Linked DNA regions of Homo sapiens: region 2 is linked to region 1. Evidence: read pairs that join two places in POLR2A ChIA-PET (ENCODE). Cell type or tissue: B cell. All regions are shown on one strand.

The links. ChIA-PET counts read pairs that join two places held together with the same protein. Peaks named below come from ENCODE experiments on the same cell type or tissue, not always from the same donor. Only the 100,000 strongest peaks of a DNase experiment are listed, where the experiment ranks them.
Region 2: POLR2A ChIA-PET joins it to region 1 with 5 read pairs; 2 of 35 experiments call an interaction of 5 or more read pairs at or near these places.

The regions. Positions count from the first base shown.
Region 1 is chr10:113,092,089-113,097,088 of GRCh38, reverse strand. The region is part of intron 5 of TCF7L2 (transcription factor 7 like 2); the gene reads right to left. Among named protein-coding and RNA genes, the nearest start is that of SNORA87, 49 kb to the right of the region's middle. In B cell, no CTCF peak of the experiment used is centred here; a DNase peak (open chromatin) is centred at 2,798.
Region 2 is chr10:112,422,005-112,427,004 of GRCh38, reverse strand. ACSL5 (acyl-CoA synthetase long chain family member 5) reads right to left here. Exons shown (of 21, transcript NM_203379.2): 16 at 4,970-5,000; 17 at 4,564-4,680; 18 at 1,524-1,667; 19 at 646-747; 20 at 146-217. It also overlaps a transcript of ZDHHC6 not described here. Among named protein-coding and RNA genes, the nearest start is that of ZDHHC6, 22 kb to the left of the region's middle. In B cell, no CTCF peak of the experiment used is centred here; no DNase peak of the experiment used is centred here.

The DNA of each region.
Region 1 (5,000 bases):
ATCACAGGCAAGCTACTGTCATCTCCCCCAACTCTGTTTTTCTAAACAGCAAGAGGCTACCACTAGGACAGGGATGGTGACGCGGGGCTCAGGCTAAGCTTGTCTGACCCAGTGACCGGTGGGGTAGGAGCAGAAGCCGAGCAGGGGGGTCCCATGTCCTGCAGTCAGTCACTACATGCCTCCTCACGTCCCCCTCTTATTTCTTCTTTCTCTGGTGTCTTCGTTGCTTTCCCATCCCCACCCTCCCCTCTGGAGGGAGCTGGCTTTTCCAAAACAGAAACTTTCACTCTGAGCACAAACAGGCCTCTAATTTAGATCTTCCCAGCCAAGAGCTTTTCTCCCTGCTGCACTGGCCTCTGAAGCTGGCTGTAAGTGTGCTGTGACATGGCCAGAATCTAAAAGGGTGTGGCTGCTCCTCTTTCATTTTTGGCCCCCACAGAAGAGGCCAGACATTGACCAGGAAAAGCAAATCTGGCCTCCTATGGCGCTTCCACCAAACTAAAAAAAAAAGAAACTACTGATTTTTCTTAATGCAAACCGGTTTGAAATGGCCTTTCAGAGACGTGACAGAGAACACTGGATGGGTGTGAAGTAAAAGGTGAAAGATGATGGTGCTCCTGACTAAACCAGCAGCAGCTGATGCAATAAATACCTTTCCAATAAGGTCCATAGGACAGGCCTTATAAGGAAGAATAAGAACTCAGATCTGCTATTAGCTGCTTGCCTAATAATCACTGCCCTTAATAAAAATGAGTAAATTAAGTTCCAGAGTCTGGGCTGAAATATGGTTCCTCTCCATTTCCAAATTCCAAACATCTACCTTGCTGACGTCATAAAAGGGATTGCTATCTGAGAAACAGGTACGTCAACAGAGACGCTGACTGATAGGCAGATAAGTCAAAACCACCCCTGCAGCGTCTACCCCTCTCCCTAAGTGCTAACTGCATATTCTCATATGGGAAACCCTATATGGAATACAAAGTCTTAAGGCTAATTTATACTCTCCCTTGACGCAGACTAGCCCATTAAAAACTGACCTGTCACCTCACAGCATTACAAAAGGGGAGGAGCCAAAACAATCAACTGTGGGGATGACATGTCACACACCAAAGGCCCAAATCTTCTCTACGAGTGACCTTTGTCACACGAGACACAAAGAAAATACGTGACTCACGACGAAAGGGGAAAAGGGAGGTAGCCACTAACGTGGAGAGACATGGGCACAGCTTGCAGCACCCTGGGGGGTGTCAAGTGGGCTCACTGAGGCTAGGATGCAGGGTGCAGGAACACTCCTATCTTCTGCATGGATGAGCTCCTTGGAAGACCTCCACAGAGAGTGCCTGGGCTTCCTGCTTAGTATACAAAATGAAAAGGATAGCGTTTACAATGACATCTCTTTGCAGTCCAAGGAATGGTGAACAATGAGGGAAATGGGGCCAGAAATGATCCCGGCTTCTCCGCGTCTGTTTTCCTGGTAGCAAGCTCTGCATCTGATAAGTAGAGTGGGACTACGTCATGTTCCCTCTACACTGGGAATATGACCTCACTGAGGCATTAAAAATTCCCAGGGAGGCACTGCAGTGCCCACTGATGCTACCACGGCGGTTGATCAGCAGAGAAAATTTGTCCGCTCATTTAGCCTAAAAGACTTCAACAAAAAAATATTGGCAGATAGACAATGTGGGAAAGGAAAAAATAAAAATAATCTGGCAGTCCCACCTCCCATCCTACCCAGTGAGCATGAACTGGGGTAGAGAGGGGGTGAGGAGGAGTTGAATTTGCCGGCCCACTCACACAGAACAATCCGGGGCTATACATGCGAAGCAATGATGGGTCACATACATCAAGGGGGCATTATGGAATGTCCCAGAATCACTCTCTCTTCACTATTTGCAACTTCCACCCTCTGCCACATGAGATGCAGTTGCACTATTTATAGTGGAACTTTGTTTTTTGGTTTTTTGTTTTTTGTTTTTATTTTTTGAGATGGAGTCTTGCTCTGTCACCCAGGCTGGAATGCAAAGGTGCAATCTCAGCTTACTGCAATCTCTGCCTCCCAGGTTCAAGCGATTCTCCTGTCTCAGCCTCCCGAGTAGCTGGGACCACGTACCCAGCTAATTTTTGTATTTTTTAGTAGAGACAGTGTTTTGCCATGTTGGCCAGGCTGGTCTCAAACTCCTGGCCTCAAGTGATCCACCTGCCTCAGCCTCTCAAAGTGTTGGGATTTCAGGCATGAGCCACAGTGCCCGGCCAACAGCGGAACTTTGGAAACAGTCTGAGTTCATTGGGGCAATAGCTAAGCATATTAAGGGACAGGAGGGATAATCATTAGTACTTTCACAGTTTTTGTGGCATATATAGGAAAGTGTTTCTAGTATAGAGAGATGTAAAATAAACAGAAAACAAGTGCATGTATAGTATGATCCCACCTACGATTTTTAAATCACATTTTTTAAAAGACTGAGAGGAAGTATTTCAAAATATTCACTTTGTCTTGGAGGGGTATTTCTTTGGTTGTCTCATCTGCTTCTTTATATAATCAGGGGTAGGAGATAAATGAAAATGTTTAGTTAGCCGAATGCTTGCTAATCCAAAGTTATAATGTAGAGAGTTCTAAATTAGCAAATACTTCCCTTCTAGTGCACTTCATTGTGTAAACCCAAATTTTCCATACATACCACGTACTGAAAAATACAGTACCCAGGAAATGAAGCAATATCTATATTTGTTTCAAATGACTAACAAGCAAAAATAAAACTTTGACCGTGATGACATGCTTTTTAGAAATCAGACATAAAATAAGCCACATAGGATGTGGTCTAATAAACCCAAGAAAAGTTTCATTTCCTCTCACCAAAATGGCTAACTCCCTGTTTATGTGTCTAGCTTGGCAAATTTAGCGGAAGTCTCTTCTTCCCTGAAATTTCTAGATTGAGAGGTTAATAAGCAAGTAGCAGCAATAATGTGCCCCCTCCTGAAAAAACACACATGCGCGTGCACGCGCACACACACCCCAAAAAATGCAATAAAAACAGGCTCAACACCAGCAAAAGGGTAGGTCAACCACAAAATCAGGACAGAGTGCACCATCTCGCTAATCCCCGGCCACTGATCAGGAAAAGTTTATAGAACCCCTGAAGAGGAAGGAAACAAGGAATCAGGGAAGGCTTTGGACAATGAACTTTTTAAAAGTTTGTTTGCAAGTATTTCCGTGAAAATGGTATTGACTGAGCAATTACAGGAAGAAGAAAAAAGAAAACTCTTTCTTCTTATCTGAATGCGGTTATATGCCATGGGTCACACCCTATTATTGTCACTATTAAACATGTTAATAGCCTCAATGTAATGACTTTGTGTGGCGAGCTTTAAAATGTACATGAATAGCTAACTAGAAAGAAATGACTCATCCCTGCCCAGGTGGATATTGACTTTCTGAGTCACATTTACTCAGCTGGTCTACCAACCTTAATTCCCTAGAGGAAGGGATCTAAAGGGTTCGAATCTGGCTGAATTACATGGAAAGAAAGAGAAGGGACAATGAATTTGAAATGTAGATGGAACAGAAAGTACAATTGTTGAGACTTGTAAGAACTTAGGTATCCTGAAACAAAATTTCCTCCCAACTCCTAAGGCAGCTGAGTGAAGAAAAGGATCAAACACCTTCTCCCTGAACAAGTGGAAGATGGTTGGTATCACAGCTCTGAACCATGGCCAAGAACCATGGCCAAGAACCATGGCCCTTCATTCCCAGCAATTTTTATAGCTCTCACCCTTCAGCTGTGTGATCTTATGGATATTGCTTTCTCTCTCTCTGGCTCAGTTACCTTAATTGCAAAATGGGAATAATCACACCACCTCCCTCATAAGGTTGCTATCAAGGTTTGGAAAAGTTAATATAGGAGGTAGTTACAGTAGTTCGTACAGTAGTTCCTGGATCACAGGAAGCCTGTGTTAAATGTCAAGGGATCTCTGTAGGTACCCAGTGGAGCAGACTGCGGGAATATCCCATGACCACCGCCTGTTTTGCAGATGCAAGAATTGCATCACGGAGCGGGGAAGCACCTTGCCAAAAAAGTGAGTGTTGGACTCAAACTTAGTTCTGACGACCAGTCACAAGAGGTTCCCATCACACTCTGCAGAGCCATTTCTATCACACCCATGCTGTGGGATCCGGATTTTCAGAGATCACCAAAATTCTTACCCTGCCCCCACCAACCCCCCCAGCCGAGGGAGTCTTGGCTCTGTTGCCCAGGCTGGACAGCAGTGGTGCTATCTTGGCTCACTGCAACCTCCGTCCCCCAGATTCAAGCAATTCTCCTGCCTCAGCCTCCCAAGTAGCTGGGATTACAGGCATGTGCCACCACGCCTGGTTAATTTTTGTATTTTTAGTAGAGACGGGGTTTCACCATGTCGAACTCCTGACTTCGTGATCTGCCCACCTCGGCCTTCTGAAGTGCTGGGATTACAGGCATGACCCACCACACCCAGCCACCACCAAAATTCTTGAAGTAGGTACTAGGAATGTTACATGTGAATTTCCATGGAAACCTACATGGAACACATAACTGAGCTACTCCAGCAGCGACTGGCCCATCACACAGACACACCATCAGGTTGTGATTCCTCAAGAATCTTGCCAATTGCCTGCACCAGTCTGAGCCCACCAGCTCTCTCATCAAGCTCCCGCTTTACATACAGCCTGTATGTGAACCTTTATCACTGATGGAGAAATTGAAGCACAGATCAGTCGGGTAACTTGCCCAAGTTGGCACAGCCCATAAGTGGCATCTTTGTACCTCACCTATTCACAGTTTACAGATTTAGATGACATCCTGGAAACGTGGCATTTTGGCACGTCCCTGGGAGATGCTTCTGGGTTCTGAGGACAAGGCTGAGAAATGCTCAGTCACTGGCGCCAGGGATCTAATCAGCTCCTGTAGACCTTGAGTTATAAGGAAGAAACCCAGTCTTTCTGTTTCATTTTCCTCATACTTAAAATG
Region 2 (5,000 bases), 670 kb after region 1:
GTAACTACAAAAGGTCATTTTGTAGTTAATGGCACAAAATCTAAAATCAATTCCTTAGAAATTATACATTTAAACCTCATTAGATGGAAACTTTAAACAAAACTTTCTGACAAGAGGCCAGTATAACATCAGTGGTAGCACACACCTGTTCAAAAGTTTTAAGGCCACTTTCTTTCCCAATTTTCTGCAAGTCTTCTAAAATGGCTTCCCTTACAACCTAAGAATACAAAACATCACTTAAAGCATGGCTGTTTCAAAAAGCCTGAAGGGCTAAGCATGAACCAACTCAAAGTGCCTGTCAAAGCCATGCAGTATGAAAGCAGGAATATAAAACTATGCACAAGCACATTATATGCCCAATATTGAAAGAAAAACTGAGAAGAAAAGGCACATCTAAGTGTTAACAGTTTTCTCTGAATAGCATTTTTACTCTTCTTTCCCAATCTTTTCCCACAATGAACATATTATTTTAAATAGAAAAGAGAGTTTTATTTTTTAAACTCTCCATCCTATCCCCGAGTCCCATAAAACTATTCAGTCTGTTTGGGCTGCAGCCACTTGTGACAGATGCAGGAACTGGTGAGGCATCCTCTCCTCCACGATGGGCCCATGGGTGTGCATAAAGCTTTCCTAGGCAAGACTTACTTGGTTTTGGCACAGTTCCTCAAAGGAGCCCTTCACCCCAAGCTTGGCTGCAAATGAGGGAAGTACATCTGTGTCAGGAACCACCACTCCTACTAAGGATGACTATGGAAAGGAAATAAAAGGTGCAAGGGCATGAGAGAAGTTATGTAGGGATGTCCCCCAGTAGTTAAATAAAGCAGAATTATGTCATTGTAATAGTTATTTCCCCAAAACCTTAAATCCAGTACTAGTGTTCTTTTCTCACCATATATTTTCAACACCATGGAACTGTAATCCCATTTTCCCACTCAATATCTCATTACAAAGATGTTCCATTCAAATCTGATCCTTCAACATTAAGCTTAAAGCGCCTCTGGCTTGTCCATGTCAACTCTCCCCTTGTCCCCTAAAAGCTACATTTAAGCACAGTGTGTATAAAACAGTTCGTTGTTTTGGGATAAGGAGTTCCTTAAAGCTACGTTTAAGCATAGTATGTATAAAACAACAGTTTGTTGATCAAACTTTTGTTTGTTGCTTTATATATATTGCAACAGTTTGTTGTTTTATACATACTGCTCTTAAACATAGCTTTAAGGAACTCCTTAAGGAATGGGAACTAAGTGCAATGTGGAGCTCATTTTTTACTGAATCATTACCTTTTAGTATAGCCATTCTAAACAATTCTACTGACTTGTGTACAACGTCCATCATAGTTTTGAAATTTTTTAAATTGAAATTGCCTTATTTGAGGTTTGGAATGTAACTTCATTTTTTTTTTTTTTTTTAGTTTTATAAGCTTGGATCTTCTCATTCTGAACCCAACTATACAAATTTCCTGTAGCTACAAGAACCAGCATGGTTTGTGACTGAAATGGGCTATTGTTAAAATGATATATTACCCGTAAGCTCTCCCCGTGTACAAAAATTTGTAACACTGGTTGACTCCTGTTGTAGATATTTTCTATCTTCTCTGGTGCAATGTATTCTCCTTGGGCCAGCTTGAAAATGTTCTTTTTACGGTCGATGATCTTCAGAGTTCCATTCTACATGAGACAGATAAAAGTATCAGTATTTTTGAGCCACAGAGATGATATCAGTGGGGAGAGTGGTGAAGTCACAGTCATCTTTCTTCTCTAAAGCTGATTTCTCCAGAGACTTTTGAGCTGTCTTTCATTTCTCTTTCTTGGCTTTGGTGAAAGGGGAGGGAAGCATCGTGCAGCAAGAACCTGTCTTTACTGTATATCTATGTGGAGAGTCAATGCGCAGCCTTAGAGAAAGTCTCCTGGATCTACTGGAGTTATGCAAATTGATGCCTCATCCAAGGAAGAAATTGCACAGCTCTCAATTTCCAATCACTAATTTCCAATTAGTTCATTTTCAGAACTCTCAGAAATAGAGGTGTTGTCTTTTGTTTAGACTTTTGATTTGATTTGAATAGTTCTCCCACCACTTGACTCCCTGTTATGTTTTCCTCCTTGTTAGATCCGGGAGCAGGCTCAAACAGCTCCACTGTGCTAATCAAGCAACTCAATTACTGGGCTTGTTAGGACAGCAACAGGGCTGAGAGGACTCTGACCAGCCACCAAAGGTCATTTGCAGCTTCATTTCTCTGAACTAATTGGTCTGAGGAGCTTAGGTCTTTAGGGATTTGAATTGTAGAATTGGGACAAATGGCAAATAAAATCCACATGCTAACACCCTAAGTAGGGCGACTAACTAAACCAACACTGGAACTATCACAAGGCCGACTTGATAAATTAGCCATCAATTCAGCCTAACGTTCATTATCTGAAAGTGATTAATAAGGTGCAGCCTTCTATAACCCTGGTGTGGGGACATATCTGTTGCTTACATCCTAGGCTTATTAGAGTGTTATTTAATTCTGTTACTAGACAGAAACAAATATATTAGCAAGATACTACCAAACCCAAATCAATAAAATGCATCGTTAGGACCAGTGTTCTTAAAAGTTACATTGTCAAGCATTCCTTAAATCTCACTTAAATCTTAAATATTGATTGAGCAAGAAAGGAGTTTTAAGTTCTAGTGACATTCCCACTTCCCCAGCACATAGTTAAGACAAAACTTTTGAGAGGGAAGATCTTTTGGGAAATCCCATCACTGCCCTTGCAATAATTTCCTTTCTTCTTAGGAAAACTAATAGCAACTACTGCTAATTATCAAGCTATGCTAAAAATATGTCTCTGTATCTTCCACAGAAAGGGGCTGTGAAGGTCAATGAGAGACAAACACTAGCCTCTGCAAACACTTGATTTAGAAATCCTTCTTCCTTGTTTTGATATGCCTGTGAATTAATAGGGAGGATATTTATCCCAAGAAACTCATAAGAGGCAAAAGCTGTGGACCAACGGCATTATCAAACCAAAGTTTTTTGGGTTTTTGTTTTGTTTTGTTTTGGTAGACACAGAGTCTTGCTATGTTGCTCAGGCTGGTCTCAAACTCCTGGCCTCAAACAATTCTCCCTCCTCAGTCTCCTAAAGTGTTAGGATTATAGGCGTGAGCTGCCACACTTGGCTTCAAACCACAACTTCTGCCTCAAGAAAAGTTAAGGGGGAAAAAAAAAGGACAGAGTAGTACATCTCCCTTCCCCTTTCCTAGAGAAGTCACCTAATTTTTCCCTGGCTGGTAGCAAATTTATTCCATTGCAGGGGACCCATGCCAACTCTGATGTGCAGGTCTACCTGACCTGTTAAAGAATCCCACCTTCAGTTTGGGTCTAAAAACAGTGCTAGGATCACTGACTTACTGCTTGCTGGTTGTATATTCGATAAGGAATAAGGCAAGAAGAAAACACTTCAACTGGTCTACATCTTGGTGTCTTCTGTAACAGTGTGATCAAAATACCAAAAGTACTCTGGCAGTACTTCTGGTGTGGTAGCTTATACCAGCAATCCCAGAACTTTGGGAGGTCAAGGCAAGAGGATTGCTTGAGGCCAGGAGTTTGAGTCTATCCTGGTCAACTCAGCGAGACCCCATCTCTATAAAAATTTTTTTTTAAGAAAGACTTTCTAGCTTTGGCAGCTCCTATTCACACGTTAAATTACTTTCTCAGAATTTTATATTGTTGATCCATGGAAGAGCTGCAACCAGAACACAAATCTCATGACTTCCAGCCTATATATATATATATATATATATTTTTTTTTTTTTTTTTTTTTTTTTTTTTTTTTTTGAGACAGAGACTCGCTCTGTCCCCCAGGCTGGAGTGCAGTGGTGTGATCTTGGCTCACTGCAAGCTCCGCCTCCTGGGTTCAAGCCATTCTCCTGCCTCAGCCTCCCGAGTAGCTGGAACTACAGGCGCCCACCACCACGCCCAGCTAATTTTTTGTATTTTTAGTAGAGACGGGGTTTCACCGTGTTAGCCAGGATGGTCTCGATCTCCTGACCTTGTGATCCGCCCGCCTCGGCCTCCCAAAGTGCTGGGATTACAGGTGTGAGCCACCATGCCCAGCCTTTTTTTAACTTAACCTAGATTCTTTCAATTGTATGTTCTTTTTTTTTTTTTTTTGAGACAGAGTCTCTGTCACCCAGGCTGGAGTGCAGTGGCACAATCTTGGCTCACTGCAACCTCTATCTCCTGGGTTCAAGCGATTCTCCTGCCTCAGCCTCCCAAGTAGGTGGGATTACAGGTGCCCGTTACCATGCCCAGCTAATTTTTGTATTTTTAGTAGAGACGGAGTTTCACCATGTTGGCCAGGCTGGTCTTGAACTCCTGACCTCAGGTGATCCACCACCTCAGTCTGTATGTTCTTCTCTGGATAGTATGAGGAAGTCATAAGCCAGGTAGGGTACAAACCTAATCCCCTCCAGCTGCCTCAGCTGATTAACCTACTTGCATTTCTGCACCTCTTGCTATAAGCAGATTGTTCTTCTCAGTCCATTAGCATAGACTTCCAGGAGTTCTGATGATATACCTACCGGGAGCCAGCGACCAATGTCTCCTGTGTGAAGCCAGCCATCACTGTCCAGGGCTTCCTGTGTCTTCTCAGGGTCCTTCAGGTATCCTTTGAACACGTTTGTACCCTTGATGCAGACCTGCACAGCAGACATACAAGGCGGTGACAATAGCAAAGGCTGCTCCTCCCAGCGTGGGCAGTTTATGAAACACCTGCTCCCCTTAAATCATTTGATGGCTTCCACTACACTGTGAAGAGCACCAGATCTAAGTCTCCACTATAGGGGATAGGAAAGTGAAGTTCAGAATGCTTAATTCTTTGCTAACAATCTCAAAGGGGCCAAATCCAAGTTTGCTTACAATTATTTGCTCTTTCTGATATAAACCTCCCCACCATGACTGTCTGACCACAGGGCATGACCTACCCACCTCTCCTTCATTATTCACTGTAAAGTAGTTC